Regions from separate parts of the Homo sapiens genome. Here regions 1, 2, 3, 4, 5 and 7 are each linked to region 6. A link is a loop called in an ENCODE intact Hi-C map of the cell type or tissue named here. Cell type or tissue: endothelial cell of umbilical vein. All regions are shown on one strand.

Evidence for each region. Peaks named below come from ENCODE experiments on the same cell type or tissue, not always from the same donor. Only the 100,000 strongest peaks of a DNase experiment are listed, where the experiment ranks them.
Region 1: it touches region 6 in a loop (7-fold over the local background); 3 of 110 quality-filtered maps call a loop at or near these places.
Region 2: it touches region 6 in a loop (10-fold over the local background); 2 of 110 quality-filtered maps call a loop at or near these places.
Region 3: it touches region 6 in a loop (7-fold over the local background); 5 of 110 quality-filtered maps call a loop at or near these places.
Region 4: a loop joins it to region 6, with 5 times the contacts of the local background. A loop is called at or near these places in 6 of 110 quality-filtered maps.
Region 5: a loop joins it to region 6, with 5 times the contacts of the local background. A loop is called at or near these places in 3 of 110 quality-filtered maps.
Region 7: it touches region 6 in a loop (23-fold over the local background); 8 of 110 quality-filtered maps call a loop at or near these places.

Annotation. Positions count from the first base shown.
Region 1 is chr20:7,857,530-7,861,529 of GRCh38, reverse strand. No RefSeq gene overlaps it. Among named protein-coding and RNA genes, the nearest start is that of HAO1, 81 kb to the left of the region's middle. RefSeq lists an enhancer at 3,928-4,000. In endothelial cell of umbilical vein, a CTCF peak has its summit at 2,027 (motif pointing right); a DNase peak (open chromatin) is centred at 2,079; H3K27ac peaks cover 795 bases.
Region 2 is chr20:6,176,612-6,180,611 of GRCh38, reverse strand. No RefSeq gene overlaps it. Among named protein-coding and RNA genes, the nearest start is that of FERMT1, 56 kb to the right of the region's middle. In endothelial cell of umbilical vein, a CTCF peak has its summit at 1,897 (motif pointing left); a DNase peak (open chromatin) is centred at 1,861; H3K27me3 peaks cover 211 bases.
Region 3 is chr20:6,140,062-6,144,061 of GRCh38, reverse strand. No RefSeq gene overlaps it. Among named protein-coding and RNA genes, the nearest start is that of FERMT1, 19 kb to the right of the region's middle. In endothelial cell of umbilical vein, CTCF peaks have their summits at 1,502 (motif pointing left) and 2,910 (motif pointing right); a DNase peak (open chromatin) is centred at 1,461.
Region 4 is chr20:7,112,333-7,116,332 of GRCh38, reverse strand. No RefSeq gene overlaps it. Among named protein-coding and RNA genes, the nearest start is that of LINC01428, 140 kb to the left of the region's middle. In endothelial cell of umbilical vein, a CTCF peak has its summit at 2,314 (motif pointing left); a DNase peak (open chromatin) is centred at 2,282.
Region 5 is chr20:7,373,983-7,377,982 of GRCh38, reverse strand. No RefSeq gene overlaps it. Among named protein-coding and RNA genes, the nearest start is that of MIR8062, 4.4 kb to the right of the region's middle. In endothelial cell of umbilical vein, a CTCF peak has its summit at 1,850 (motif pointing right); no DNase peak of the experiment used is centred here.
Region 6 is chr20:7,925,434-7,929,433 of GRCh38, reverse strand. The region is part of intron 2 of HAO1 (hydroxyacid oxidase 1); the gene reads left to right. Among named protein-coding and RNA genes, the nearest start is that of HAO1, 13 kb to the left of the region's middle. In endothelial cell of umbilical vein, a CTCF peak has its summit at 2,454; DNase peaks (open chromatin) are centred at 2,493 and 2,923; H3K27ac peaks cover 1,600 bases.
Region 7 is chr20:6,826,930-6,830,929 of GRCh38, reverse strand. No RefSeq gene overlaps it. Among named protein-coding and RNA genes, the nearest start is that of BMP2, 61 kb to the right of the region's middle. In endothelial cell of umbilical vein, a CTCF peak has its summit at 1,945 (motif pointing left); a DNase peak (open chromatin) is centred at 1,919.

The sequences.
Region 1 (4,000 bases), 68 kb after region 6:
AGTGCAGTAGAATGGTCATAGCTTCCTACAGCCTTGAACTACTGGGCTCTGGCAATCCTCCTGCTTCAGCATCCCAAGCAGCAGCTGGGACTACAAACATCAGCCACCAGGGCTGGAAAAATTGTATTTTTTGTAGAGATGGGGTCTCACTTTGTTCCCGAGGCTGGTCTCAAACTCCTGGCCTCAAGCGAATCTCCTGTCTTGGTTTCTTAAAGTGGTGAGATTATAGGCATGAGCCACTGTGCCTAGCCTTACTCTGTATAACAAATTTTGATTCTTAAAATATTCATAATGTAACCAACTATTCATATTGGACTAAAAACTTACCAATTAAGTTTCCATTATTTAAAAATATAGGATATTTGAGGCAGGAGTCACTATTCATTTTATTTTCTATATTTCCTTTTTTTTTTTTAGAACAAATTCACTTATATAAACAAATAGTGTATGAGGGTAGAATATACTTTTAATTCCATGCTTTTGAAAAATGTATTCCGGACTACAGACCATTTTAAACATTTTTTTTGATATCATCTACATACAGCAAAATTTACTCTTTCTGTTGTACAGCTCTGAGAATTTTTTCTGTGATCACACCTAAAGGAATTATAAATGCTCATACACAATTTTATATTGTTCTGTTTTGTTTCTTGAGACAGGGTTTCTCTCTGTTGCTCAGGCTGAAGTGCAGTGGTACGATTACAGCTCACTGCAGCCTTGGCCTTCTGGGCTCAAGTGATCCTCCAATCTCAGTGCCCCAAGTAGCTGGGACTACTGGTGCACACCACCACTTTCTATTTCTTAATTTTTTGTACAGATGGGGTCTTGCTATGTTTCCCAGGCTGGTCTCAAACTCTTGGGCTCAAATCCTCCTGCCTCAGCCTCTCAAAGTGCTGGGGTTACAAGTGTGAGCCACCACAGTTGGCCCAGAGTTTTTTTAAAAACATAAATTTTCCTCACTTTTGCGTAAATACCTAGAAGTAGGATTGCTGTGTCATATAGTAAATGTATATTTAGCTATATAAAGAAATTGTCAGACTTTTGTAAAGTGGTTGTGCCATTTTTTTTTATTATACTTTAAGTTCTGGGATACATGTGAAGAATGTGCAGGTTTGTTACACAGGTATACACGTATGATGGTGGTTTGCTTCACCCATCAACCCGTCATGTACATTAGGTATTTCTCTTAATGCTCTCCCTCCCCTAACCCGCCACCCCCCGACAGGCCCCAGTGTGTGATGTTTCCCGCCCTGTGTTCATGAGTTCTCATTGTTCAGCCCCTACTTATGAGTGAGAACATGAAGTGTTTGGTTTCCTGTTCTTGTGTTAGTTTGCTGAGAATGATGGTTTCCGTGCCCGGCTAAGGTTCTATAGTTTTTACTTGGGTTTATAATACATATTGAATTTTTATACAAGGTGTATAAAAATTTCACACAAGATGTGAACTATGAGTTGAGGTTACATAGTTTTTGCAAAATTGTTTCAACAAAGTTTGTTGTAAAGATTATCATTTCCCTATTGAATTGCCTTTGTACAAAGGTAGAAAAATAACAGACTCAACGTATGGGTCTATATCTGCACTCTCTAATCAGTTCCTTTGATATATGATGATTAATTTCTCAAATTCTACAGCAGGATAGCTCTTTTTTAAACCTCAAAAATGTGAAAATAATTTTCCTTATAAATAGGAGACCTGAGAGCCTTTTGTATCCTTGGCGAATTCAGCTAAACTTTCTGGGCTCTGTTTCTTTATCTGTGGAATGTGGAATTGCATTAACGGAAATCTGAAGTCCTGTTTTTTCTTTCTTTTCCTCTTCCCTTCTTTTCACTTTCCTCTTCCCCTCTTTTCACTTTCCTCTTCCCCTCTTTTCACTTTCCTCTTCCCCTCTTTTCACTTTCCTCTTCCCCTCTTTTCACTTTCCTCTTCCCCCCAGCCTTCTCAGCCCTTCTCATCCTTTCTCTCTACCTTCTTCCCCCACCCCCATATTCTTTCTCTGTCTGGTCAGTAGATGGTGCTGTGCTGCAAGACATGTATTTGCTGGTTTCTTAAAACTTTTAAATATCACATTATGTCATCTGTTAATTCTACGCCTTATGACTACACTTTGAGAGCTGATCCTTAAATTGTTAATGGAACAACGATGTTCACACCCCTCCCTCTTTGAGAAGCTAAACCCCAGGCATGAGTTGGCTACTTAAACTAGGTACACTTTTTCACTGGAAACTTTGTCAAGAGATAAAGGCCTTTGATTAAGAGGAAATATTTTTTAAAAGCAATAGTGGGTAGTGACCCTGAAAACCCCAAATGTCCTTCAGCCCCATGTGTGACATTTGAGTTGGTGTGTGTTTACCCAAGGGCAAAAAATGGATGGCCATGAAGGACATAGGATAGGAAGCCCCTTTGCTCAAAATAAAATCCCAAGGTTAATTTGTTTGTGAATCACAGAGCCAGCTGTCTGTCCTGGCCCAGTATGACTTTTGTGGTGACAGCTGTTTCTACCAAGATTTGACGAGTGGGAATGAGGGCAGAGCTGGTGGTTGCGAGATGGGATGGAAGTGGGAGATGGATTGCAAGTATGGACTCTGGTTTCTTTAAAAAGGAAACCCATGGGTTTTTACATATTCTCAATTGAACTTGTAGTTCCTTTAGTTGCGCATAATGCTTTTACTTCCCGGGAGAGAAGAGGTGGGTGTGCATGGTTAGTTGTTTCTTCATGTCCCCTTAGGTTACAGTTTAATGATGGGTGTTTCATTTTCCAAAAGTTTAGCAAACTGTGAAGGTTTCCATAAAGGGCACTATATTTGCTTGCAAAAATCCAGTCTTTATTCCTCTGGCCCCAAAACCCTGAGGTACTGTGGACTCAAGTTTCTTAGAGCCTGATTGTTAAAATACCAAATGAAAGGCACTTCTTGGGGTTTATGGCATCATCCTGGTATTTCCATGTATAAATAATAATAATGTTCATTTGATAGTGCTTTATGGTTTCGAAAAGTAATTTTACCAACATATGCAATTATGCCTTTGCTTAGAAAGTAGATATTTGAATTAGGGCATTGGAGGTCAAAGCCAGAGAAGATCAGTGAGGAAGAAACACGTAGGTTACTGATGACTTCTATCCTCATTTAGGTCTCCAATTGGGTGTTTCAAATTAACACAATTGAGCTTCTACATCCATCCCCTAGCCACTCAATTTCCTATCTCCTCCATCTGGATACATGAAAATACCATCCTTTTATTTGCTCAGCCCCCAAGCTTTGGAGTTGTCTTTGATTCTCCTCTTTCTTATTCTACACCTGAGCTACAAGCAAAACCTGTTGGAATTACCTTTAAAATACAGTGTATTCAGAATCCGAAAACTTCTCACCACCTCCATTGGTACACCCTGGTCTGATCCACTATCATCACTTACATGAATTAGGACAAAAGTTTTCTAATAGATTCCCCTGCATCAGCCCCTGTCCACACTTTAATTTAGGCACAGCAGCAATAGAAATGCTGTTAATAGGTAAATTGGACCTTGTCAAGTCTTGGCCCAGAACCCTTTAAAGGCTTTTCGTCTCACATTGAGGAAGTGCAAAGACATTACAGTGGCCTACGCAGTCCTGTGTGATGTGACCTCTTCTATACTTTGGGATCCTATTTCCTATCACTGACCCTCTCTTACTCACTCCTGTTCTCCTGACTCCTTCTCAGATGTTCCAGGGGTGCTCCTCTCTTAGGATCTATTTACTTGTTCTTTATCTTTGAATGCTCCTCCCCCAAATATGATTCTCACTCTCATATCCTTCAGATCTTGAATCAATGTCACCTTCTTACTGTGGCCTTCCCTGGCTGCTTAACTTAAAATTGGACCCTCTCTCACATTTTCTGATCCTTTCCTAGCTTAATTTTTTCTTCAGCACTTATTACAAACATAATCTGCACTTAATTTGTCTTGCTTAACTTTCTGGAATATAAATTTCATGTGGGCAGGGATTCTTGTCTATTTTATTCATTACT
Region 2 (4,000 bases), 1.7 Mb after region 6:
TATTGCAGGTGGGCTCTCAGGGAAAGGGGAGTGGGAAAAGCAGGATGGAGTAGGAATCGTGTTACGCAAGTAGGAGGTAGTCTCAGCTGGACTTTACTTTCAGCCTGATTTCATGGGGAACCTTGGAGTGTGCGTAATATCACAAAATTGTTTCTACCTTTGGGCAAAGGACCAACATTTTGTATCCCATTTTCAGTCTGTCATTGTCTGAATTGCTGGATGCCCCAATTTTGGTTTCTGCCCAAAAAAAAAAGATGAAGTAACTTCCTTCAATGGGGGACAATTCTCTGGAGAAAGAAGCAACTATGTGTCACTAGGCATCAACTTGTACATATGAGGATGTGTGCCCCAGTCCAGTAGAAGGGATCTGGGTGGAGCACTAACAGTATCTGCCATAGATTTTCTCACTGAAAATAGACCTGAGGACTGAAAAACTTAACCGGCTTCTAGAATGGCACTCTCCTCAAGATGCTTGGCACACTGAGCCATTCTGGTCTCTCCTGTAGCAGGACAATTACAGAAAGTGTGGTCAACCCAGGCCACTGAGCAAAATATCTGTGTTTCCTCTGAAGGAGCCCAAATCTACTACTATGTTCTAAGGTCCAGCAGTTAGCTCCCATGGTGCAGCCTGAGTTTCAGATACAGCTTCTAGAGCGTTTACCGGACATGGAACCCAAGATGAAAAGCATCACATATTCATACCTGCCCTGCTGCATTCTCTGGAAGGTGCTGCAAGCCACACAGTCAAGCTAACAAGCTCCTGAAACTGCTGGTTCTGACAGAGCCTTGTGGGTCTGAGTGGTCTCATCCTTGGGACAAAAGCAACTGAACTTGGAATGTTGCTTGCTTTTATCCAGTGGTGTCAGGCTGAAGTGAGGTCAAGATGCATCTCCCAGAACCTGTGGCCCAGTCTGAGACCCATGGTGTTTCACTCAATCCACACACTTTTAACAAACTTTCCACTGCCAGCAATCTGATAGGAAAAGGTTAAGCAAGTCTGCCGCTTTCAGATTTCACTCCAGATTTCCTCTGGGTTGAAGAGGGCCAAGTTACAATAATTCCTCCTTTTCACTAGAAATGGAAAGAGTTTAGAGAATACCGAGACAATGAACAAGTCTTTCCAAATAATCTATTTTTAAAATTGCAGGCAGAATTGCAATGTACAGATTAATTTCCTCCTAAAATATAGATGGAGTTTGAAAATAGGAAGAAAGGAAGCCTAAACAAATCAATTTTGGCAGAAGTTAAAACATTCGAAAACAACTTGAATATTCTAGCTGCCCTCTAGCAGGAAATGGAAAAAATGTGAAAGCCTACTAACAATTAATATTAGAGAAGTCAGTGCTTCTAATAAGAATACACACACACACACACTATATATATATATATATATATATATATATATATATATATATATATATATATATAGAGAGAGAGAGAGAGAGAGAGAGAGAGAGAGAGAGAGAGAGTGTCTTGTATTTTATTTTCCTGCATTTGTGTCCTATCCCTTTTATATATAGTAAGCTTTTTTCCAGGAAGGTTTGATTCAGGCTCACTTTCATATACCCACTTCTACCCCTGTGTCTTGCACACAGAAGGCACTCAATCAGTATTTGTTGAATTTATGAGTAAATAAAACAGCAGAAATTTAGTTAAACCATTTTATGATCTGCTACCATCATCATTAATAGCACAACTTATCACTTACCCAACTTTAAAAAAAATTGGAACAAGTCCTCTTAACACTTTAGCACCTTATGTATAAATGACTTGCCAAAAACAAACTGAACTGCAAAGCCTTTAAAAGCAAAATCTGTTCCCTAATGCACTTCAATATCCGCAAATAATTCTGAGGGTAGAGAAATTCGTTGCATAAGGATGCCCTCTGCTGGAAAACACTTTTCCATGAAGCACAAAGGACGAACTTGCTTCATGGGTTCACCTACACTTCACATTTCCTTACCAAAGGAGAAAAAGGCCCACAGAGCCTAAATCTGAAACCCTAATGTGTCAAAAGGCTTGTAAACACTGAGGAGTAATCTTAGAATGCCATTGTTCTCATTTTAGGTAGAGTCATTTCAAAGTAAGGCACAAGAAGAAAGAAATCTTAAAAGATAAACTTCAGAAAGGTGTTCAGGTCCTAGCACTCAGAACATTTCATATGTGCTCAATTTTATCCCATCAATCCTGCCTTTTGAGACTGTTTTTCAGGATTTGTTTAGGATCAGAAGCACTAAGTCCAGTCTCTTGGTTGAATTTCATCTACAGAAATTATATCCTGATATTTTTCCTTATATTTCAGGAGATTGCTCACCTTCTGGCCCAATCTGATCTTAGTAATGCTAAAAGCAGACTAATTATTGACTTTTAAAATCTAGATAGCCCCTTTATTTCTTGTTCTCCCTCTCTTCTCCATCCTCCTTCTGTGTCTCTGTATTCTAGTTGGTTGTTTTATGTCCCATAAATTAATGTTTCTAGGAAGCCTCCTTTGGGGAAGCTGTTCATCTTTTACTGTTCTGCAAGGACACTGAGAAATTCTCTCCTATTAGACTTTGACATCAGTAGCATATGAAGGGTTAAAACCAACAGCCCAGCAGCCATAGCACTAACCAAAAGAGTAGGGGGCAGGAACCACAGGAAGTGCTGACATGGACGTGTCAGAAGTGGCTGGAATGGATAATTTCTTACTTGGAAACAAGTTCTGAGGTTCAGTTAAAACTCTCATTTTCACCTTTGCAATTTGGATTGGAGCAAATAACTGAAGAATAGTCAGCTAGTCTTTAGGATGGGAATAGTGCCTCAGGAGTACCCTTCTAGGAAAAAAGAGGGTCTGTAATGCAAGAACTCAAGTGCCCTTTTTCCCATCTCTCTCATCTCCTATCCTTCGGAACCTTCCTCCTGAGGATGCTCTGACTCTAGCCCACCCACCAATCCCCCTCAGCCCAGTTCCTTGGGAAAGTAAACCCCAGAGTTGCTTGCAAATCTCACAGAGAAGGTGTTCAAATTTTAGTTTAGCTAAGCTGGTGTGATGGTTAACACTGAGTGTCAACTTGATTGGATTGAAGGATGAAAAGTATTGATCCTGGGTGTGTCTGTGAGGGTGTTGCCAAAGGAGATTAACATTTGAGTCAGTGGGCTGGGAAAAGCAGATCCACCCTTAATCTGGGTAGGCACCATCTAATCAGCTGCCAGCATAGCTAGAATATAAAGCAAGCAGAAAAACATGAAAAGACTAGACTGGCCAAGCCTCCCAGCCTACATCTTTCTCTCGTGCTGGATGCTTCCTGCCCTCAAATATTGGACTCCAAGTTCTTCAGTTTTGGGACTCAGACTGACGCTCCTTGCTTCTCAGCTTATAGATGGCCTATTGTGGGACCTTGTGATTGTGCGAGTTAATTCTTAATAAACTCCCCTTCATATATATATATTTCATTAGTTCTGTCCCTCTAGAGAACCCTGACCAATACAGCTGGTTTGGGTTAACATTGCATAAAATTGTACAGAGCCTTTCTGGGGACTGGTCAATAGGATTATTTGGGTAGTATGTTGTTCCTCTCCAGAAAAGGCCAGCTGGATGTCCATCCAAAGGTCTCAGAGGGACACACGGATTGCCTTTGTGAGTATCCTAAAGTGAAGCCTGGCCCTCAGCCCCTTCAGTCTCAGTACCGGGTTTTGTCAGCACACTGGGAATGGATTCACCTGGGAATCACTTGGGGAACTCCAAAAAGTATGGCATCTGAATCACATCATCAGAGATTCTCATTTAATTGATCTGGGGGTGGCCTTCCATTTGGGTGTTTAGAAGCTTTCCCAGGTGATTCTAATGGATTCTAATGGGATTCTCATTCTAATGGCCAATGGCATAGACTCACATTAATCAAGCTCAAGGACATCTTCTCAGTTGACAATGAGAAATCATTGTCATGGGAAAGGAAAGGCATGAATCCATAGGATCATTGCATTCTTTACCTGTCTGGATATATGTGGGAGCTGAATCATA
Region 3 (4,000 bases), 1.8 Mb after region 6:
TCATGAGGTCAGGAGATCGAGACCATCCTGACTAACACAGCGAAACCCGGTCTCTACTAAAAATACAAAAAAAATTAGCCAGGCATGGTGGCGGGCGCCTGTAGTCCCAGCTACTCCGGAGGCTGAGGCAGGAGAATGGCGTGAACCCGGGAGGCGGAGCTTGCAGTGAGCCAAGATCGCGCCACTGCATTCCAGCCTGGGCGACAGAGCGAGATTCCGTCTCAAAATAAAAATAAAGAAAACGTGGTACATATACACCATGGAATACTATGCAGCCATAAAAGCAAATGAGATCATGTCCTTTGCAGGAACATGGGTGAAGGTAGAGGTCATTACCCTTAACAAATTAATGCAGGAACAGAAAACCAAATACCACATGTTCTCACTTATAAATGGGAGCTAAATGATGAGAACATATGGACACATAGAGGGGAACAACACACACTGGGGCATATTGGAGGGTGGAGGGTGGAAGGAGGGAGAGAATCAGGAAAAATAACAATTGGATAGTGGGCTTAATACCTGGGTGACAAAATAATCTGTACAACAAACCCCCATGGCACAAGTTTACCTATATAATGAAACTGCACATGTGTCCCTGAACTTCAAACAAAAGTTTTTTTTAAAAGATTGTTTACAATAATATAATATAAAAGTCTGAAATTTCTATTGGCAGCATAGTCCCAGGTACTACTGTTACTGTGTTTGTTGCCTGCATTTACAATCAAAGGAAATACTAATTTTCTGTTAGAGGCTAGTGATTTTTCCCCATGTGAATTCACACTGAGTTTGGCTTAAGATCTTACTTAAAACCCTGTAATCAAGGCACTTACTTCATTTTTTAAAAATAACAGCAGTGTGGTGGCTCACGCCTGTAATCCCAGCATTTTGGGAGGCCAAGGTGGATGGATGTCTTGAGCCCAGGAGTTCGAGACCAGCCTAGGCAACATAGGGAAACCCTGTCTCCACAAAAAAAAAAAAAAGCCAGGCATGGTCGCGTATGCCTGTAGCCCAGCTACTTGGGAGGCCAAGGCAGGAGGATTGCTTGAGCCCAAGAGGTTAAGGCTGCAGTAAGTTGAGATGGCACCACTGCACTCCAGCCTGGGCCACAGAGTGAGACTCTGCCTCCAAAAAATAAATAAATAAATTATGCTCCAGAAAGTTAAAATGGAAGGGCACTATCCTTCTCAAATCCATAGAAACCCCCCTTTTTCAACTCAATTCAAATGTTACTAAGCACCTATTGTGTACAGAGACCTTTGTATGCTCAAAATGGGCAAGAGAAACAACAAAAGTAACGGGAAGTCGGTGACAACATAAAAATAAAGCAAGGATTCTAAGAATTGATATAGGAAAATCTGTTCTCCAACTTAAAAATTGACATATTTATGTTCTAAATCTAATGAAATTAAACCAAGGTGGAAGATAAGGAGGGTTATAGGATTTACAAACGTGACGACAGCGACATCTAGTGGGAACCATTGATAAAGCACCTCTAGTGTTTTACTGCAAAGAGGCATGCACAGCCAGCCACGTTCATGAAATATTTGCTACACCTATTATAGATTAATATCGAGTCAGGCCCTGGCCGGCAGCCCATCCGTCTTCTTTTCTCCTCGGGCTGCATCCCACATCATGAGTGGCCTCATGCACATGCACCTCAGCCAAGTCCCAGATAGAAAGTAGGTAAAGAAAATTATTCTGGCTGTTTTCTCTAACACAGACTAATTGGAGATTCCGTGCCAAAGTAAAAAGTCATGCAGGTATTAAATGAACAAACCTAGGCAAGCGATATTTTTCTGTAAGAACAAAGAAAAACATGTGTACTGAAGTAGGCTATGATATTGAAGACCTAGGGTAGGGTCATTCAGTTCCACAAACTGCTTCCACGTTCTCATTCTCTTGGATCATTCATTTTTCCTTCCTTCACCAAATCCAGCGTGCTTTACAGGTAATGCAACAGCAGTGAGAGAAAGGGGGAGAGGTGAAAGGAGCACGGATTGTGTTTGAAGGAAAGTGAGGCCCCCTCGGCCACCTTTCAGGCCAAAAGTACACACATTTATGTCCTACTCCTAAGGACAGGTTGAAATCTGGGTGGTCAGAGTAAAATGGCTGGAGAAGATCCCGTGCAGTTCCTGGAAACATGTTCAGGGTCATTTGCCCAGGGAATTCCTGAGTCCCAGGTACAGGTACCCAAAGTGAGGTTTAGAAGAGCAGAGGCGGACTCCAGGTGAACACTGTCCTCTGCCTGATGGTCTCCCTAGTCAGTGGCACGGATGTGGCCAGAAGAAGTCCATTGCAAGGGGCCTCTACATTGTGGGTTCTTGCCAAAATCTAAGGGTAGTACTGCTCTTACCTGTCCTGCCTTTTTGCACATTTCCTGGTTGGGACCATTTTTATGATGGCAGCCAACGGTTTAAGCATGTACGTAGTGTGTGTGGAATAAGAATGAGAGAGACAGACAAACCACACATGTCTTTCTAAAAGCCCTCTGTCAGCCAACATGTCTTAGACTTCATTATGCACAGCAATCCCCTGGGACCTTCTTAGAATGCAGATTCTGGCTCAGTGGGTCTGGGGATGGGGCACCAAAACCTTCATTTCTAACAGCTCCCAGGTTGATGCTGCTCAGGGGCCAGTGGCAAGGCTGCAGTAGACATGATTTTTGTCTGCCCAGCATCCCATTTTTTTTTTTTTTGGAGAACTCACTCCTCTCCTATTCTACAGAAAGCCCACTCAGCCTGTGTGGTTTGTTTGAGGCTGGTTCCACCTCCCCAAGAGTGGGCACGTGCCTCCAGCCAGGCTGTGAGAAGCCTTCCCAGGACATTGCAGAACAAATCATTGTCTCCAACTGTGCGGTTTTATTGGGCTGGAGCTGCTGTAGGTCATCCTTTCCACCAGGTGGGGCCAGCCCGAGAATGATGCCACCACAGAGGAGAAGAGAGCCAAAGATGGCAGGAAAGAGGCAGGTCTTGGGTGAATCTCTGGATCCAGCCATGCCTCCAGACTTCCCAGCTATGGCCAATAAATTCCTTTTCTTCCTGAGCTAGTTTGAAATGGGTCTCTTCATTTGCAATGAACATTCTTTCTGATTTCACTCTTGATCTAATGAAAGATGAGGATGGAAGCTGATTTCCAAGTGGAGAAGCTCCCTGCCCCCATTCTAAGGTCCACCATTCCCAGAAGCCTGCCCAAGCCCTCACATCAGCAGTGAGCCCCCTGCACTGAAGCCCATCCCTCTTGCTGCTTAGTCCCCTTGTTTGGAACTTTTCATTTACACCAATAACAAATCATAACCCCACTTACATAGCATTTTCCAGTTTCAAAACCTTTTTCAAATATATAGTCCAGACAAGAGCTAAGCTGCCTGGGTTTAAATTTCATCTTCGCCACTTCTTTTTAATTTTTTTAATGTTTGCAGCTACATAGTAGGTCCATATATTTATGGGGTACATGAGATGTTTTGATAAAGGCATGCAATGTATAATAATTACATCATAGATAATGGAGTATCTGTCCCCTCAAGCATTTATCTTTTGTATTACAAACAATTCAATTATACCCTTTTAGTTATTTTTAAATGTACAATTAAATTATTATTGGCTATAGCCAGCCTGACACTTCTTAGCTATACAACGTTGAGCTGGTTACTTGGCTTCTCTGTGCCTGCACTGCCTCATTTGTAAAATGGGGATAATTGTGACTCCTGATTCATGGGGCTGCCACTGTGTTTGGTTAGTTAATATGTGTTACAATCTTTGAACAGTTCCCAGCTCATGGTAAGGTCTATGCAAATGCCACTATTACTATAACTATCAGTATTGTTATTATTTTATCCCCAAAATAAGCCCTCAATATCAGCATTATTTTTATCCTCATTCCTATTTTGTCGATGAGCAGACTAAAAATGATGGTGTGACAAACTCATATAGTGAACAATATCACTGAGATAATTTCAAGTCATCTGAGTCTATATTCCTAACAACAATCTTCCCCAAGC
Region 4 (4,000 bases), 810 kb after region 6:
GGGGGGAGGGATAGCATTGGGAGATATACCTAATGCTAGATGACACATTAGTGGGTGCAGCGCACCAGCATGGCACATGTATACATATGTAACTAGCCTGCACAATGTGCACATGTACCCTAAAACTTAGAGTATAATAAAAAAAAAAAAAAAAAAAAGACTCTAAAAAAAAAAAAAAAAAAAAAAAAAAATTTTGTCATGTTCTACTAAGTTTTCACAATCAATCTTCTCTAAACTATGTGAGCTGCTGGTCTTATTGAAAGTTTAACCAGGTTTGCAACGGCCTCATCTATTCCTCAGCCTGCTGTGTGACCTTGGATCTTACCATTGGTTCTCTGCTTATTGGCACTTCCATATAAGACAGGGCAGAAGACACAAAAAAGCATGGAACCCCTGTCAGTCAAATGGACTCCTCTGTAGCAGTTCCAGAGCAAAAAAAATGGGATGAAAAGTTGAAACATTTGACTTTCAAGAGGTTTGGGCATAATATGGAAATTCCATCCACAACTCCTCTATTTACCATTCTTGGTTATAAACTAAATTTCGTCTTTTTCTGAGATTTAAGATTCCTTGTCTATGCTTGGTGTGGCCTATTTACTTTGACAACCTTGCAACAAAATCATTACTATATCAACTTTTCAGCTACTGAGGAAAAAGCCAAAAAAAAAAAAAAACTTATAAACTGTTGTACGAATGTAGCCTTGTGAATGTGGGAAGTGTGAAATACAACTTTTTGACAGCTGTAAAATTGTCCCATAATGAAAATAGGGGGACCTATAATTTAGTTTTATATTTTTCACATTAACAATAGCACGAGTAGCTAAAAATATAGTTTAAGTCATCCAAGTAGTACTTCTCAATATTATGTCTGGGTTAAAAAAATTCAGGTTTGTGTTTGGCTAGGTTAATATAAACAACCATATAATAATTTCGTTTCACAGCCCATCCCGTATTTACAACACAAATGCAGACAGAGTTTATGAAGTCAGACTTCTCTAGAAAACCATCTGAATAATACAAGAGCCATAATTCAACAAAATACCAAAGAATGTATTATTTCTGGTACTCTCAACTGTTCTCTAAACAATATGGTTAGGTGTAGAACAAGGTTTTTATTTTTCTCTAATTGATCTGTATGTATATTTGAAATTTTATGGAACTATAAATAGATAAAGAAAAGTGAACAGCTCAATTGATTTTCACAAACTGAACACTTCCATGTATCCTGTTCCCAGGTTAAAAAAAAAAAAAAAAAGCAACAGGAATATCCCAAGAAGCCTCTTTGGAATCCCTTCAATTTACTACTCCACTCCCCACAACCAAAGCTTCAAAGGTAAATCTCTCACACGTTGATTAGTTTCACTCAATTCTGAATGTTTTATGAATTGAATAAAGGGTAGTGGATTCTAACAATCAACTCACATGTTTAAGTATATTTCCAACTCCAGGACAGAAAATTCCATGGTAATATTCCAATGTTAAAATGATGCAATTTAAATATGCAAAACATAGCCTACAACTTTGATCGGAATAAAAGTCATGACCATGGAGTATGTATTTATGCAAGAAATCTTGGATCGCCTTCTGTCCCAGACAAGATCCTAAGTTATACATAATTGTTGAAGGGATAATAATAATAAATGATTATTGATCTTCCCTGCGTTAGACATGATTCTAAGTATTGATGGGATATATCATTTAATTGTTAAAATAACACTATCTGCTTGGACTCTGTTTCACAGAGAAAACAAACAGGAGGTAACTTACCCAAGACCACTCAGCTAGGATGTGGTGGAGGGAAATGTGGCTTCAAAGTCTGCACATTTAATTTCTAAACCAAAACTTTTTCCATAATATAGGTATCTCTTTACCTTCCCACAGGCAATGCTTCTAATGCAACCACTGAAGAAGAACAAGACTCATAACTTGTGAACACACCTGTTAAGATAATTAAGCAGACGCTGAATGCCCTTTTGTCTCTGTGAAAGTATGGAACTCTAAGAAAGTGGAGCAAACAAACTGGTGTCAACTGTGGAAGGCTTAAAGCTTTCGTCCCTGGAACCTCTATTTAATAGAGTGGAGCAGTCTTATGAGGAAGAGTTAGGTGATAGAGAAAATCATATTAAAGCTAGGAATAAATAAAACTGCACATATTCACATATTTGTAGATCAGTTCTCAGTTACAGGAGATTCTCCCGCAGGGGATATTTCACAGTGTCTGGAGACTTCTGTGTGGTCCCAACGGCGGGGGAGGGTGGATGAAGTAGAGTGGTGATGAGGGAATGGTTGTGTGCCATCTAGTGGGGAGAGGCCAGGGATGTGGTAAACATCCTGCAATGCACAGGACAGCCTCCCATAGCAAAGAAGTATTCAGTCTCGAAATCAGTCGTGCCGAGGTTGAAAACTCCTGAGCTAGACAATGGCTTGGAATTGAAGTCTTCCTACGTTTCTGAATTTTATCCTATGCGGAATAGTGGAACAAGGAGGAAATTTACAGCGAAACAGGCCTGAGTGTGGGCCTAGTGTGTGTCATTGCTGTAGATGAGACTGATGACCACGTTGGACCACCTGCTTTTATGGGGAAAAGACGACAAGCAAGACTCACCTCACGAAGGCATCTAATATAGGGCAGGACCTGTCACTATCCTAGGTGCTGAGAACTTTTCTTATAAGTCTGGATTATAGGATCCTAATTTCTTAAAGAATGAATGGCTAGTGGATAGTAGTTTGTTTTTTTTTTTTTTTTTGACATTTTAGCAGTTTGAAATAAAAATACAAGACAGTTTCCCAAATGAAGTTTAACTTAGCAGAAAAACAATTTAGTTATCAGAATAATTTTTATGCTAAGCACTCTGGTTGGGTGGTAGAAAATATGTTAATCAGATTCCTACTTCGTAGGCAAAGTAATTCGGAAGCATCAACTAAATGCTGTTGTCTCCCCAGAGTTTCCCAAACCTTCGAATACATTAAAATCTCTGTGGGTTTTGGTGAAGGGCAGGTCCTGATTCTGCAAGTCTGGTGCAGGACCTGAGATTCTGGCATTTCTGACAAGCTTCCAGGGTGTATCTCTGCTGCCACTGGTCCTGGGTTTCCCTTTACGTGGTGAACCTCTGAGCTATACAGAATTGTTAAAGCACAGAAAAATAAATGACAATGCTCTTTGAAATACACACGGAAGCTGTAACAATAGTCATTTAGTTTACATAACAGTCGAATACAATAAATAAATGCTAGGCTCCCTCTGGGTAATAAAGCTCAACTTCCTAGACTTATTCCGAAACAATTAAGAAAACAGGTTGAAGATCTTTTAGTTGCAGTGGGGAGATTGAAAAGGATAAAGGCAGATATTAAATCCAAGATTTCTTAGATAGAGCCTGATCATCAGCTTAGGGCTCTGTACTCCTCTGAAGCAAACTGGGCCTAGGATTGCAATGCAGTTTTTGTGAAGTAGTTGAACTTAAGGGATCTCATCATTACTTAAAGCCTCAGACAAGAGGAAGCCCAGAGCTCTATAATGAAAACATTCTGTGGCTGCTGAGGCCCCTAAACTCTGCAAGGAATAGATTACTGTCAGGGGATGTGTCAAAGAGTTTATGTTTAGGGCAATGGAATTACTGTACTTAATAAAGTCTCAAAGGGCTAGCGGTTGACTCTTAAAATTACTGGGGAGACTTTAAAGCTTCATAAGGAAGAAAGGATGGAATGTTAAAAGGACAGAGGCCTATGTAAACCTGGTTAACGTTTTATCACCTGCTGAAACTCTAAACAGGGTCCACAGACAGTCCTCAGAGATCTGCAGATTCCTCCAGCTGGCACATGCGCACACATAGGTTTCTAAGAACTGAATTCATACATTTCATTAGGGTATCAGGATGGTCAGGATAGATCTGCATGTCTCCAGCTTTCTCCTCCTTTTGTAAGTTCTGTGGTTCTAGCTAATGACAACTAACTAATCAAACCATTCCAACTCCTACTGCTCTCCCGCTCCTGGAACATGTTA
Region 5 (4,000 bases), 550 kb after region 6:
CAAAAACAAAAACAAACAAAAAAACCCCTGAAAACAAAAAAATCAGCAGATCTCACATGATGAGACTCACTCATTAGCAAGAGAACAGCCTGGAAGAAACCACCCCCATGATCCAATTACCTCCACCTGGTCCTGCCCTTGACACATGGAGAGTACAATTCAAGATGAGATTTGGGGTGGAAACACAGCCAAACCATATCAGTATGGTTTAAGGAGAGGCGTATATGTGCCAAGATGAGAAGGGGTAGAATTGTGATAGTAAAGTTTATGTATTAGCTTTGCTGGGCTATCGAGTGGCTAGACATTAGGTCAAACATTCTGGGCCCTTATGTAAGGATGCCCCTGAATGAGATTAACATTTGAATAGGTAGACTGAGTAAAGCAGATTGACATCTCTAATGTGGGTGGAACTCTTCCAGTTAGTCGAAGGGGCCCTAATGGAACAAAAAAGTTAATCCTCTTGCAAATAAGAGGGAATTTCTGTTTTAGTGCTGGGACATTAGATTTTTTTCCTGCTTTCAGACTCATATTGAGACATATTTTCTTTCTGGGTCTTGAGCCCACCAGCATTTTGGACTGGAAATATACCATAAGCTCTCTTTGGTTCCCAGTTTGCCAACTGCAGATTGTCAGCCTCCGTAATCAAATAAGTCAATTTCTTATAATGAATATCTATCTATCTATTTATCTATAAATATATAATGAGTGTGTGTCTGTACATAGACACACACACATATATATGCATCAAGAGATTCAGTCTACCCATTCAAATGTTAATTTCATTCAGTAGCACCTTCATAGACATGTCCAGAATGTTTGACCTACATGCATAGAGAGATTAATTATAAGAAATTGTGTACACAGACACAAACACACATCTTATCAGTTCTATTTCTCTGGAAAAACCTAATACAGATTTCAGAATTATTTTTTATTTTGAATTAAGTGAAGTTCAGTTCCTTAGTTGGGATTTGCAGAAAAAAACTGTATAAGTTGAGAAGCATTTAGGGCTTTTTATTCTGGAATTTAAACAAGCTGATTTGAGCAGTGATTTCGTACCTCCACATGTCCTGGAATTTGAGATTGAAATTCAATGCTGCATTTGGTTTACCTGTGAAGCCTAAATCCTAATCACATTTCAATAATAGAGATGAAAATCTGGGTGGGGAAACATCATCCAACAACTGCACACAGTGTGCCAACTTTGTGTTAGATTCTGAAAGGTGCATAATGAGGAAAAGTGACCTCATGGAACACTGTACCTAGTGGGAAAGGAAGACCTTCTCCACATAAGTGCACAAGTAAATTCATAACCACAAATGTGGATACTATTTCAAGGGATTTAGTGAATTACCTGAGAGTATTTGTGATAGAGGCTTAATTGCCTCTAAATTATCAGAGAAAGCTTGTTGAGGAGGTGACAGGTAAAGTAAAATCTGAAGGACGTGGAAGAAGTGACCAAGTGAAAGGTGGAAGGAAGATTATCCTAGAACAAGAGAAAGCTTGTGGAAAGACCCTAGGGCAAAGATAGAGGGACAGAAAAAGTCATTAAGGCAACGCAACAATGGTAACTGGATATTTAATTATCAGAACAACTATTTCAGAAAGTCTATTTATTGTTGCATCTTCAATTTGCATAATTATGAATACTTATATATAAATATATTTGTATGTGTATATATAAAATAACATATACGTAAACGTTATACAAGTGTTTGAATAAAAGTTGTATGGTTTATACAATTGCTCAGCTGTTTATTCATAGATATAGTTGTAATTATTTATACACATATTTGTAAACACCAAGAAAAACCACCCTTCCTGTTTTAAATATCTTTACTGGCAATACCTGAAAATACCACCAGATGGTGATGTTTCTCCTAAAAGAATGATACTTCCTATTTTTTTTTTTTTTTTTTAAAAAAACGATATTAATTAATTCAAAATTTAATGGTGTCCTTGTCTGCTAATTCTAACATCCGAGGGAGTTTAGGATTCATTGGGAAGGATTGATTGACTCCATCATAATGAATTGTATCTTTCTGTTCTTTGCATGCCTGTAAATTGTTGGTTTAATACCAGATATTGTAAAGTTTTGCTTCCTGGGTGCTGAATATTCTTTTATTTATATTAATATGCTTGAATTTTGTTTAGGAATACAGCTGAATTACTTATTCAATAGTAATAGTTTTATCTTCCTGAGTCTTGTTTTTGAAATGTGTTAGGTGGCATGAGCACACTCAGTCTGGATCTGATTGTTTCCCATTACTAAGGCAAGATCTTTCTGTGCACTCTACACAGCGCCCCTTGAATCTTGAGGTTTTGTAACTAACCTAGCTGATGGGAATGGGCACTATTTCCAATCTCTTGTGAATCCAGTTAGACAGGACAGTGGCAATTTTTTCAGGTGGTTCTTTCCTCAGTCTCAGGTAGTTTCCTCATATACACAAACAAATCAAATACACAAGGGAACCCTCCGCAGACCTCCAGAGTCCTCGCTCTCTACATTTCTCTCCTCTCTGGTACTCTGCCCTGCCAACTTCAGCTACGTTGTTCTCTGCAGACTCTCAAATCTATTATCAATAAGGAATTTCTTGAGATTTTCCTAGGTACCCAAGGCAGCCATCTGGGGTAAATGAAACACTCATCTCATTTGACTTCCATCGCTCAGCAATCACTCGCCCTTCTTGCCTCATGTCCAGTGTCTGGCAAAATTTGTTTCATATGTTTTGTGTTTTTCAGTTGTTCTTCCTTGGCCAGAAGTAGAAGTCACTTTCTTGCTTTTTAACCAAAGATTTCAGATAACTTTTTTTTGGTGGGGGGAGTGTGTGTAATTTTAATTTTTTTTTTTTTTTTTTTTTTTTTTTTTGAGACAGAGTCTTACTCTGTCACCCAAGCTGGAGTGCAGTACCACCATCATAGCTCATTGAGGCCTGGAACTCCTGGGCTCAAGCAATCCTCCTGCCTCAGTCTCCTAAGTAGCAGGAACATATAGGTGCATGCCACTGTGCTCGGCTAATGTTTTGTTTTGTTTTGTAGAGACAGGGTCTCACTATGTTGCTCAAGCTGGTCTTGAACTCCTGGGCTCAAGTAATTCTCCTGTCCCAGCCTCCCAAACTGTTGGGGTTGCAGGTGTGAGGCACCACACCTGGAGTCTGTTATATTATTCTTAATATTGACTCATTCAAAATACACTGTGCAATTGCTCTGAACAACAATAATGCTAGGCTAGGGATATCAATGTGATCCTGTAACTGAACAAATTAAACACACAAATGTTTAGATACAGAAATAAGAAGGTAGATTTTTTTTGCTTGCAATTCACAATCATGTGCCTCATAACAACATTTAGGTCAATGATGGACTTCATATACAATGATGATCCCATGAGATTATAAGACAGTATTTTTACTGAACATTACCTATGTTTAGATATGCTTAGATACACAAATACTTACCATTGTGTTACAGTTGCCTACAGTATTCAGTACAGAAACATGCTATACACGTTTATGGCTTAGGAGCAAGAGACTATACCATATAGCCTAGAAGTACATCTAGATTTGTGTAAGTACACTTTAGGATGTTCATACAAGGGCAAAAATTACCCAACTGCACATTCCTCAGGAGGTATTATCCCCCTCATTTAGCAACAAATGACTGTAGTTTTGTTTTATTGGATTTTTCTAAATGATTATTAAAAAAACAGAATATTTTATGAAGACAAAGGTAATGACACTAAAGTGAAGGCTTCTTTAGAAGACAGGTCAAGTCACACAATTCTTTAGTTTAGAAGGTTGAAGTGGAAATATTGAGTGTTACAGACCAGAACTTCTCAACCTTTAACATATATATAAATCATGATCTTGTCAAAATGCACATTTTGGTTGCAGAGGACTTGGATGAGGCCTGAGATGCTGCATTTGTAATAAACTCTCAAAGGATACAGGTGCTCCTAAGTGATGTACTGAATTCGGCAAATAAGAGTCATCTGTGGCCT
Region 6 (4,000 bases):
GGTGTCCTGTATGTTTGCTCAATCTGGCAACCCTGGATGAATAAGAGCTCTCACCTGAGGATTTCTTGTGAGGATTCATGAAATAAATGCTAGAAATGCTTACACACTATCTTTATTTGCCCCTCAGAGCCCAAAGTCTCTGAAATCTTTATCTTTCACACACAAAAACTCACTTTCAGAAAAGTATATTCCATTTACATCTAGTGGAAATAAAAATTGTTCTTTTTCTTTGTGAAAAATATTTTTATTTTAAGCTTTATGCAGAAACCTCAGGGAAAAAAAGGTACTTTTAGGAGCCAGGCTTGTAATGTAAATGTCCAAAAAAGATGAAATTGAAACAAACAAACAAACAAACAAACAAACAAACAAACAAAAAACAGTGCAAGCTCCTGTGTGGAGACTGCAGTGAGTCTGAGATTGCATGTTCCATCAGAAGGGGGCAGCCACATCTTAGCTCTTGATGACCCAAGGGAGCAGGGATGTGGGGTTGCCAAATCTTCCAAAATTTTAAGAAGCCAGAAATCTTGATTTCTATGTACAATCTCCTGGTTTTTAAATGTGGGCAAATAAATCAAAATTCCCTAAAACACTGTTTGGGGCAACAATGTGTGGGCCAAAGTAAATACTTTTGTGGGCTACAAGTGTCCCCTAGGCTGTACATCTGGGACATCTGATTTATGTGGAAATTTACCGAGAACTAGTTTTATTTCTGTGGCAGGTCATTTTCACTTTCTAGGATTATGTTTCTTCATTGATAAAGTGAGCTACTTGAGCAAGACCAGTGGATTGAATGCCACGTCCCAAGGAGGCTGGGGTTGTTTCCAGGGATCTTACAGAACTTAGGTGTGATACTGAGCATGAGCTACTTGTGTTGCATTTTGGTGTTCAAAAGAAAAGTTCTTTAAATAGTTCTGCTGGAAAGACAAAAAAAAAAAAAAGAAAAAACTTTCACAACAAAAATCTCCAAAAACAAAAACCCAGAAAACTGGCATAGAAGTGGATGATCTTTGCAATTTTTTTCAGTATATAAATAAATGATTTTGATCCCATTTAAAATTTTATCAAATGCAAAAAGAAACAATTCAAAGTATAGAGCTACCTTTTCTTACTCTACTGAAATCTACACTTTATGTCAGCCCTGGAGGGTTTAGACGCACTTTATGTCAGCCCACTTCTTTCGACTGCACTATGTCAGCCTTGGAGGGTTTAGATGAGGCAGTGAGCATTTGAATGCTTTTAATTTCCATTTTTCAAAGTACATTCTTGGTCTATAGGAGAGGAACAAGATATGTAACTATCTCTGACTATTGCTAAAAACACAAACGTCTTTAATAAATGTTGCATAAACTCAGAAAGTGATACTTCAAAGTCTTGTGAAAAATGATGATCACCAGCATTTATACAGCAATTAGTATGTGCCACGCAATTTGACTTTATTATTTATTCATCTATCTTTACCACCATCTTAAAATATGTGAGTGCAAAACCCTGAGAAACTTTCTCCAACTCCTGTGGGTGTGGAAATCGAGGCTTAGAGAGGTTAATGCTTTGCTCAGATTATTAATCACTTAGGCAGTGCTACCTATAATATCCTGCTCTGTTACTGGTATTTCCAAACGTCATTAACTGTAGCAAGAATCCTAAGGCAAGCACTATGCTATCATCTTAAAATATTTATTGCAAACATCCTATGTTTTATTGTTTTATCTTTTTAACTTTGAGAAGATAAAATAAGCCACAGAAGTGAAATTAATTGGGAAATCATTCGCTTTTTGCAAAATTTGGGAGCATAAACAATGGGTCATGAATTACAATCAAACAAAAGATAAAATTCTAAGAAGTCTTTTAAAGTGGAAAAAAATAACTGAAAAATACTGAATGGAGGGCAGTTTTTCATGCACTGTGTTACGAATAAAAAATTTGATTCAATGGATTACTTAATCAACATTTTAATAGTTGTAAATCTTATAATATTTAAGCTGTTTTATAAGTGCCTCTACTTATAATGGCACATCCGTTTGAAACTCTAGCAGATCATTTTTATTTATTTTTTTGAATTTTTTTCTTTATATTCTTTAAAGAAGGATACAAAATTATTTCTATGAATATTTAACATATGGAAGGAAATAGCAATAATAAACATAAATGCTAACACATATAAAATAGGTGGTATCATTAGGCTAAATTTTAGTCTTCCAGGATAAGTAGAACATCTCTGACTTCTCAAATATCCAATTAATAAAATGCTTACTATACCATTTGGTGCTTTAAGAACATTGCCATGGAAACCTCTCAGGTTTTATGCACAGTAGCTATAATAAAATTTTCCTTCATCTTTCATGGAGCTACTTGAGATTTTTTTTCTCCCTTTAAACATGAGAAATCAAAAAGAAAGAGAAAAGAAGGATTAAATATTCATTTATCCTTTTGCTTCTGACTTGTTATGTGGGCAAGTGCCACATGAGGGAGTGCTGGGACCTCATATCAAGAAAAATTAAAACCTACCTAATGCGTTCCAGGAATGTTCAGCATATTAGCAAATTCTTATTAAACTGTCAAAAAAAAAAAAAGTTTTAAAAGAAATTCCAGCCCCTGGATGCAATTAGAGGCTACCACACTGGATTTGATGGGCCATAAAACCATTAAATCTAAACACTTTCTTTTTGAGCCTAAAAGGCCAGAACATTCCAAAGTGAAGTTTTGGGACTCAGCTATGACTTGACCACCTATTAAGATGCAGGTGGAACAGATTGCAGAGTAACACAAAGAGCCACACAGACCCCAGATGACTGCATTAGGGTGTAGGTGAGAGTTTTAGCTGTTGAATTTTCTGGATTTTCCAAGATTAAGTGATCAACCTTAACAATGAGTGAAAGACCATTCAACAGGAAGAATTGTCATTTCCTTTGCTCTAAACCCAAACGATGTATTTTTTGAAAGCTTTATTGATTTATATATTTATGTGTTGTGCTAGGCGACCGACTAGATATATGTTTCAGCATACCTACTAGGAAAATATCCCCATTATTCTCAATTTTACCTAATCCAGGCAAAGCACTGGACTTGCTTTAAGGAACATTTTTACTCTTTCTGAAGTGGAGTGCCTGTCATGTATCAGGTGCAATGCTTGGACTTTACGTTCTTGTGATTAATCCTTACAATAGGCCTGTGAAGTAATTCTCATTCTGTTTGACAGTAGAGAAGAAGGAAGCCCTTGACCAAGGTCTAGTGCCAGTAATGGTGGTGATGGGGTTTGAACCTAAGTCTGTTTCACTCTAAAGTGTAACCAAATTTTATGTTTTAGACTTGCTTTTCTAACAATAAAAAGTCAGTGACATGCTCTTTCTGTGTGTAAGCACTCACACACACACACACAAACACACATCCGTATTACATATGCTTATATATGTATTAAAAGATTATGGACATTTGATATATATACATATACTAAAATGTATAATTCATTGCTAAAGTATTTTCATATAAATAGTGGCTTCAGTGTTAAAATCACTTTGCAATGAAACAAGATTGTTGATTAAAACACCTATTAAAAAATTAGAATCTAGCCATATTAAAGACAGTCATCGAATGGAGTGATTTCTACGATTTTGCACCAAAATTTAAGCTATTGGGTGGCTTTCTTGAGAGCATGAGATTGCTTCTTCTCAGAATTATTAATGTGCCTGATGACATTAAAATGTGACAGTGAAAAAAGTCAGAGGCTCACATGTGTATCCCAACACTGAAGTTGTTAAACACTGGGAGGTTGGTTGAAGTTGTTGTGTGCAAACTCAATACTCCTTAAAACCATTATTTAAAGGCCTATCACTGTGTTATGGTCTCCATATGATCTGCCATTTATGCCAGGACTTGACAATTCAGTAAAATGACAGAATAATAACACAGGAATCACTGCAGTAGAGCTAATGTTTTAGTCTGTTGCAGAGTTCTGCCCTAGAAATACAGTGAAAACAAGGAAGGGAGAGCTAAGATGTCCCTG
Region 7 (4,000 bases), 1.1 Mb after region 6:
GATACTCCATTGAAAACAAACCAACGAAACAAAAATTCCAGTACTTAAAGAATTTATATTCTAATTGGAGGAGACAGACAGTAAACAATAATCATAATTAACAGGTAAGTGCTTTTGAATGTGGAAAATGAAGAGGTTAGGAGTCTGGTTGGGGACAGGTTCGAACTGTAAAATGTGTGGGCCAGGTAGACTTAATTAAGAAGGCAGCATTTGAACAAAGATGGAAAGATGGTAAGAAATTCTATCGTCTGCATATTTGGAGAACGAGCAGTCCAGGAAGAGCACATAGGCAATGCAAAGACCCTAGTGTATTCAAGACATAACAAGAAAGCTAGTTTCTTAGTTTGAATGAATAAAAGGAGAACAGGAGGAAACAAGGTCAGAAGTAAAGGGGTCAGATGATATAGGGCCCTGGAGATGGTGGTAGGATATTGGCTTTTCTCTGAAATAGATGGGTGAAGAGCCTGACTATCAGGCTGGAAATCAGCACATGAATAAGCGATAATCATTTAGTTATTATTATTATTATCATCAAATATTCTATAGGGTCTCCAAGGCGGGATCATTACCCTACTTAACATAAGTAAGTGGAAATGAAATTTTTGTGACTTGCCCGAATTTGAAATGTCAGCTATCGGCAAAACCAAAGTCATAGCCTGATTTCTTATAATGCGCTTTCTTTAGGTGGTAATATAAATAGTTTCCCATCTTCTCAATAATATGACAAGTCGTTTGTCTTAGAGTATGTGTGAAGTGAGAACAGGCCTCATGGATGGCTGGAGTGGCATCTCAGGAAACTGCAAGCAATTCAGATTCCAAGTGGGATGGGAGGCACTAGGTTTCCATAAAATGCTCATACACTTGCTTTCAGAGAAACATGAAGGGATAATTTTCACAGTTCCCCCACTAAGGCTGTGCCTGTAAGCATATCCTCCCACTTGTGGATTTATTTGCCTTGGTGCACTGTGATGTCTGAGGCCTAACTGAATTGTCTGTAAGGTAGTTCTGTACTCAGAGTAGACTACAGGGGGAGCTCATCCTACTAATTTATGGCTTGTCTCATGCACAACCTGCAAAGGATGTTCTTCTAAGGGTCTACATCCCTATGGAGCAGATGTTTCCTCAAGAACACTCACTCCCAGCTGAGCTTTCCTCAAATAACCTTGCTCCTTGGACCTGAAAGACAGCTCTAGTCCCTCATTGTACATGTGACAAGCCCAAGCATGCCTGCTCTGCCATATAGTATCTATCATGATGCTAGTCCTGAAATTACACAAAGGCAATTACAGGGGGACAATGTCTCATCTCTGAGATGGAATCTGCAAAGATATAGGACTCCTCCCCAACCAGGTGGCAGTCAATGCCAGTGAATCCGACTACAGCAGCTGCCAGCTTAACAAAAAAACAAACAAACAAACAAACAAAGAAAAAAAAAGAAAAAAAAAACAGTGATATCTCTCTTTCTTTCATATTGGCAAACAACCCCTGTCATCTCCTCCTAGCTTTCTGATAGCCCACTTAATGGGTCAAATTAGTTGGCTCTTGCTAAGTCTTCTAGTAAAAAATTATTCTTTGCCACTTGTTTTCAGAGTTGCTTTAAGAGGCCCATAGGGGCAGGCAAGTCAGAAAATGAGAACTCTTTAACAAACAAGGGCAAACCTCCCTGTCCCTGATGTAGAGGAAAAGACCTACAGGCTATTAAAAGGACCTCCCTCTGATTAATAAGAGTATTGACCTCTGGTCTAAATCAATTTTTGTGGAAGAAAGAAAATGGACTCTTGGAGAGGTAGGACAGAGTGGTAAAGCACTTAAAAAAAAATAAATAGCAGTCATTTCCCTTCTGCATACACTGTGTACACTGGCATGCTACCCTTCCTAGTGATCTGCAGAGATTCTGACCTGGGGTTTTCCATTCTATTGCACTCGCTGTTGCCACCTGCTGGTGACATATCATGATTGACATACATACATAGTTGGGGGAGGAATTTTTATGGGAAGCACAAATTGCAAACTTAAGGCCACATCAATAGTCTTTATTCCCTGGGGACTCAGTCTTTCTGGAGATGGGAAAATATGTGTCCAGAAAGCAAAAGAAGAGGATGCTACTTATACTTTCCCTTCAAGAAGTTCAATATGTTTCAGTCCTATTATTCCACCAACACAAGAGATTCCTTTACTATCTTTCTATGGGGCAAGTTGGGCATGTATCCTCGTGACCACTACAGATGTGCTATCTTAATCGTGTATGTTGAAGACTAAATGTTTTCAGTGTAATAGAACTTGACCTCAAATAGAAGATTGCTTTTAGTTTCCCTTAAGCAAACACGGAAGGCAAAAGAGAAACCCCCCTGCCTGTTTCAAGGTGCCTGGAGCTGAGAGGTTGCAGCACATCCCATCATTTATGAAAGAGCTCTCAGAAGTATACAGCCCTACGTTCCCAGAAAACCTCAAGGTAAGCAAGTTGTTTGAAGTAAAGCAAGTCTATTTTTTAAAGGCCCATGTCGAGCTGTAATTTGCTGAGGAATAAGAAATGAAAATACGTTTCCTTAGATTTCTCCACACTCATAAATAGCCAATACCATAGTGCATGTTTCCTTGGAAATTCAGACACATTCAAAGCCACGGTGCATAGCTATACATGTTTAACTTGTAAATTTATTGTGATAGAATAGGAAGGTTTAAAATGAAAATACACCAAGTATCAGGAAGTTCAAGAGTTAAAGTCCCCACAGCAACCTTAACACACACTCTCAGTGTATAAATGTCACATCATAAAGAAGTTTAAGAAATTTTCTTCAGTAGTAATGTCCAGTATTGAATATTCCCAGTATGGACAACTTAACACCTATATGTATTCCCATTATGTGTTCTAATTTTTAAAGGGAATTGTGTTTTAATGTAGATATTCATATTTCATTCATTCATTTCATTCATTCATGCCCTGGGTCTTGTCTCTTCTCAATAAATTTTATTTAGGTTATCCCATCCAGTTCCACAGCTTTAAATGCTACCTATATTTGAGATATTCTCTCTCTCTCTCTTTTTTTATTTTAGAAGCAGAGTCTGACTTTGTAGCCCAGGGTAGAGTGTAGTGGTGCGATCACAGCTCACTGCAGCCCCGAACTTCCGGGCTGAAGCAATTCTTCCACCTCAGCCTCCCTAGTAATTAGGACAACAAGCAGTTGCCACCACACCTATTTATTTTTATTTTTATTTTTTGTAGAGACAGGGTGTTGCAATACTTTCCAGGCTGGCCTTGAACTCCTAGCCTCAAGCAATCTGCCTCACTTGGATGCCAAAAGTGCTACGATTACAGGCATGAGCCTCTACACCTGGCCCTAGTGATTATTAAATCCATTTCTCCATTCCTAATTTATCCCCATAATTTTGGAATCATAGCCAATTGCCAACTGTCATCTCTATTGAAAAAAGGGTCTACTTCTGGGGCCACTTGTGTAGCTGTTGGCAGGCCTCCATTTCTTGCTGGCTGTTGATCCTTGCCACACAGGCCTCTCCTTAAGGTAGCTCAAAACTTAGGAGCTTGTTTCTTTCAGAGCAAGAGATCCAAGAAAGAGAGAGACCAAGATGGAAGTCATAGCCTTTATAACCTAGTCTCAGAAGCAGCAGACCATCACTTCTGCTGTACTCTATTGGTTACATTGAGACTAACCCTGGTAAAATGCAGAAGACTTCCAAAGGGTGTAAATACCAAAAGGAGAGAATCACTGAGGGCAAATATGGAAGTTAGCTATCATAGAATCATAGCTCCAGTCTTCACCCTCTATTGCCTGGATACCTGAAATTGCCTTCTATTCCATCTTTCTGCTTCTCTCCTTGCCATCTATTAACCACTCAGCAGCCAGAACTATCTTTTTTAAAACATAAATTATTCTTGTACTTAAAACCTACAATGGCTCCCCATTGCACTTAAAATAAGATCCAATCTCTTAATCTGGTTCCTGCCCAGCTGTCAACCTCATGTTCCCTCACTGCCAACACT